Linked DNA regions of Homo sapiens: region 1 is linked to region 2. The links are chromatin loops, found by intact Hi-C in ENCODE. Cell type or tissue: heart left ventricle. All regions are shown on one strand. Region 1 overlaps VCL (vinculin). Region 2 has its middle 11 kb from the start of CAMK2G.

Region 1 (2,500 bases), 170 kb before region 2:
CAGCTCACTGTAGCCTCAACCTCCCAGACTCAAGTCATCCTCCCACCTCAGCCTATCAAGTAACTGAGACCAAAGGCACATGCCACCATGCCCAGATAATTTTTTATTTTTTATATTTTTTGTAGAGACAGGGTCTCACTATGTTGCCCACACTGGTCTTGAACTCCTGGGCTCAAGTGATCCTCCCACCTCAGCCTCTTAAGTAGCTGAGACTATAGGTGCACATCACCATGCCCAGCTAATTTTTTATGTTTTGTACAGACAAGGTCTCCCTATGTTGTCCAGACTGGTCTTGAACTCCTGGGCTCAAGTGATCCTCCTGCCTTGCCTCACAAAGTGCCAGAATTACAGGCGTGAGCCACTGTGCCCAGCAGAGTCACTAATCTTAAATTCCTTTAAATTCTTTCATATATTTATTCATCTAATATATTGAGGAACTATTACATGCTATGATTCCTAGAAATGGGAATATTTTTTAAAAGTCCTTACCTAAGAGGAACCTTGGTAGGAGGAGACAAGTACAAATCAGTCTTTAGAAGTATGTCCAGCAGGCTGGACGCGGTGGCTCACACCTGTAATCCCAACACTTTGGGAGGCCAAGGCAGGCAGATCACAAGGTCAGGAATTCGAGACCAATCTGACCAACATGGTGAAACCCCATCTCTACTTAAAAAATACAAAAATTAGCCAAGCGTGGTGGCACATGCCTGTAATCCCAGCTACTCAGGAAGCTGAGACAGGAAAATTGCTTGAACCCAGGAGGTGGAGGTTGCAATGAGCCAAGATGGCACCACTGCACTACAGCCTTCGTGACAGGGCGAGACTCCGTCTCAAAAAAAAAAAAAGTATGGGTGCAAAAGCAGGAGGAGATTTTTTCTTTTCTTTTTTTTTTTTCTTTCGAAGTGGAGTCTTGCTCTGTCACCCAGGCTGGAGTGCAGTGGTGCGATCTCAGCCCACTGCAAACTCTGCCTCTCCCACACTCAAGTGATTCTCAAGCCTTAGCCTCCCAGTAGTTGGGATTATAGGCATGCGCCACCATGCCGAACTAGTTTTTGTATTTTTAATAGAGATGGGGTTTCACCATGTTGGCCAGACTGGTCTCGAACTCCCAACCTCAGGTGATCCCTAAGTGCTGGGATTACAGGTGTGAGCCACCGTGCCTGGCCTGGAGGAGTCATTTTTACCTAAGAGGTTAGGAATGTTGCGATGGAGAAGGTAACTACACTGCTCCTGCCTTGAGAAGTTCAGCACTACTTATAAAGATGATTCTCTTTGCAGCATCTCTTTGAGCTCTTTTTCCAGTAGATCTCTTTCTCTCTCTCTCTCACGCATACGCACGTGCACACGCACACACACACACACACCCTTTCTGTGAGAAATAACATGCACTTGCAATCGGTCTAGTTGGACTAGGGAGGGCAGTCTACCATCACAAAGTGCAGGTAGCTCACTCTAAAGCCAAACAATCTCAATCTACTTCTGTAAAAAGCAGTCATCCTATGTCAGCTCACTGGTTTAGTGGCCGTGGAAAGGAGAGCTTTAGACAAAATAATATAAAGGAAATGGTGTGATTAAGTCTATTTAGACATATGGTCCATAAATTAAAACTGGAAAGCACTTGAAAACATTCACGTTCAACTTTCACTCCCACCAAAAAAAAAAAAAAGTTGGGGAGGAGTGGAAGTAACTCATATCACATTCACTGTTTTAATAAAAACAAAAAAATTAAAACTGATCTTAGACAGTATAGCCTTTTAGGTTATAAATACTGTCAAAAAGATGCATTGTTTGCCTAAGAGTGAAGTACTATGGAACAGAACACTTGAAAATTTTATTTCATGGAGGTCGCAGTTCCTGGAGCACACCCAAGGAAACAGGTGTTTACATACCACGATCCCTGTATTAGAGAGAGAGAGCTTGTTGCAGAGCCCACAAACATATCTGATCAAACAAGGCTACGACGACACTTGGGAGATGGGAAGGAAACAGGTGGAGGGAAGGAAGTGAGAACATGAGAATCTGGTCAGTGAGGTTTTCTCCACCTGGCCACTGCACCCAGCACCTCCCTCACTGTCATCTCCAACCAGTCTGGCCCCAGTATAATTATGTGGCAGGCAAAATCAATTGTCAGGGCTATTCTTCCTCTTTTCTTAGCCCTTGTTGAGATCTTCCCTTCCCTTCCCATCCTGTCAGGGTCTTTCAGACATCAAGAAAGGCATAGATCACTTCCCAGTCTGAGAAGTCCATCATATTTAAAAATGAAGAAATGCCAAAACAGGTTCATAAAAATGGTGGTCTATTTAAGTGCTTACATTTAATATTTTAATTGCATGATCAACTTTTGTCTGGGCTGGAGTGCAGTGGCACGATCACGGCTCACCACAGCCTTGACCTCCTGGGCTCAAGTGATCCTCCTACCTTAGCCTCCCGAGTAACTGGGACTACAGGTGCATGCCACCATGCCCAGGTAATTTTTTGTATTTTTAATAGAGATGGGGTT
Region 2 (2,500 bases):
CCCCAGGGATCTATCCCTGGAAATGGCCACGGGCAGCCACAACTTGCACTTAGAAAAATGCGGCACTGCACGGGAGTCTGTCTCTATCCCTCTGTATCTTATCTCCCCAACTCTGTTGTGACTTCCTTGACCTCATGCTTCTGAGTGAAAAAGAGTGCCCTGAATATCACATTCATTTGACAAACATGTTGACTGACAGATAATCTGAGAAAAAGGAAGAAATAAATAAACAAAAAGAGGCAAAGATAAATCAGTGAGAAAGTAAGCAGGCAGATCACAACCCAAAGTCTGGGGAATCTGCTTCACTTCCCAAGCAAAGCTCCCAGGCCACCTGGAGAAGGAAGAGCAGGAAGGCTGTGTCGAGGTGGCCTGGTACTTCCTTGTCCCCAGCACCCACTCCAGCCCCAGATGCCCTCAGATCTACCAGAAGACACTGGAGATCCTTATACCTCCTGAAAGGAGGGGTTCTGCAGTGATTCTCCAAATGTGGATGATTTTCTTTTCTCTGCTTCTGGCCTTACTTCCTTGCCCTAAAGCAAGTAGGTGTCTCATGGGATAATTCACAGTGAAATGAGACATAGAGAGAACTAACCCTGGAGGAGAAATCATGTCAGCAGTTTATCACACAATGCATTGATTTTAGATTTGTCTGTGTACCTCATTAGATCATAAGAGCTGGGAGAGTAGAGAAGGGAGGTCTTGTTCACCAAACTAGTCCCAGAGTATAGCACCCTGCCTAGTACACAGAAGGTGCTCAGTTGGGTGCCCCATATACATTTGTTGATTTGGCTCATTGAGGGGCACCTGGAACCTGCCAGAACACTCCTGTTATCTAGCTGGCATCAGCAACTTTTATTCTGGAGCTCATTCCATGTCTGAGATCTAGTGATCTACTGGAAGAAACCATAGCTGGAGGCACCAATAATGGACTGTGGGGCCTTGGGTTCTAAGACAGACTTGGTGCTGGAAATGACCCCTGGGGTGGAGTGGGCTGAGTAATCTGGTAGCTCTCCGGCTCTCTAAAACTGGGTCTAAGGCGGCCTCTAGTGGACAAGCAGAATCACTGCCCGTTTGGGGTGGAGACCTAGCCTCCTCACTTCTGTGGCCCGCACCATCTCCAGGTTCTCCATCCTTGGGCCCAGAGTGGAAAGCATTCAAGATGGCACCACCACCAATATAAGCGGCCCATATCAGAACAGGATCCATCCAACGGACAGACCCGTTAAAAAGCACTCACTGTGTATAGCACACAGTGCTTGGCCACAAGATATGAGGAGAAGGAGATATAAGGAGGAGAAGACTAGGGCTCTGCTTTTAAGGGACCTATGATCTAAATGAGAAGTTAAAACCAAAATTTTAAGAAAGCAAACAGCAAGCCCATAATTAGGTGCCAACCATTTCAAGGGGTGAGTTCAGAGAATCAGCGCAATCTCATCTGTAAAATGAGAATACCAAAACTTACCCTTAGGGTTGTTATGATGATTAAAATGAGATAGTAGGGAGAAAATATGGCATTATTGTTGTTGTTGTTCAAGCAATCTATGTTCAACATAAGAAATTTATTATTTGTGGCCGGGCGCAGTGGCTCACGCCTGTAATCCCAGCACTTTGGGAGGCCGAGGTGGGGCGATCAAGAGGTCAGGAGATAGAGACCATTCTGGCTAACACAGTGAAACCCCATCTCTACTAAAAATACAAAAAAATTAGCCGGGCGTGGTGGTGGGCGCCTGCAGTCCCAGCTACTCAGGAGGCTGAGGCAGGAAAATGGCATGAACCCGGGAGGCAGAGCTTGCAGTGAGCCGAGATCACGCCGCTGCACTCCAGCCTGGGCGACAGAGTGAGACTCCGTCTCAAAAAAAAAAAAAAGAAGAAATTTATTATTTGTGTTTGTTTGTTTGTGTTTGTTGTTGTTGTTTTTTGGGACGGAGTCTGGCTCTGTTGCCCAGGCTGGAGTGCATTGTTGCAATCTCGGCTCACTGCAACCTCCGCCTCTCGGGTTCAAGTGATTCTCCTGCCTCAGCCTCCTAAGTAACTGGGATTACAGGCATGCGCTACCATGCCCGGCTAATTTTTGTATTTTTAGTAGAGATGAGGTTTCACCATGTTGGCCAGGATGGTCTCGATCTCTTGGCCTCGTGATCCTTCCACCTTGGCCTCCCAAAGTGCTGGGATTATAGGCGTAAGCCACTGTGCCCAGCTGCTAATTTTCGTATCTTTAGTAGAGATGGGGTTTCACCATGTTGGCAAGGCTGCTCTCAAACTCCTGACCTCAAGTGCTGGGACCTCAAGTGCCTCCCAAAGTGGCTTCCTGAGGGCAGGGACATCACCTCTTTTGTTCACTCCTTTTTTTTTTTGAGACAGAGTATTGCTTTGTCACCCAGGCTGGAGTGCACTGGCGTGATCTCTGCTCACTGCAACCTCCACCTCCTGGGTTCAATCAATTCTCCTGTCTCAGTCAAATAGCTAAGACTGCAGGCGCACGCCACCATACCCGGCTAAT

What was found. Hi-C counts contacts between places; a loop is a spot of excess contacts. Peaks named below come from ENCODE experiments on the same cell type or tissue, not always from the same donor. Only the 100,000 strongest peaks of a DNase experiment are listed, where the experiment ranks them.
Region 1: it touches region 2 in a loop (4-fold over the local background); 13 of 110 quality-filtered maps call a loop at or near these places.

Annotation. Positions count from the first base shown.
Region 1 is chr10:74,057,755-74,060,254 of GRCh38, reverse strand. All of the region lies in intron 2 of VCL (vinculin), which reads right to left. Among named protein-coding and RNA genes, the nearest start is that of VCL, 61 kb to the right of the region's middle. In heart left ventricle, a CTCF peak has its summit at 1,392; no DNase peak of the experiment used is centred here; H3K27ac peaks cover 935 bases.
Region 2 is chr10:73,884,796-73,887,295 of GRCh38, reverse strand. No RefSeq gene overlaps it. Among named protein-coding and RNA genes, the nearest start is that of CAMK2G, 11 kb to the right of the region's middle. RefSeq lists enhancers at 1-110, 1,042-1,151. In heart left ventricle, a CTCF peak has its summit at 1,043 (motif pointing left); a DNase peak (open chromatin) is centred at 1,035; H3K27ac peaks cover 993 bases.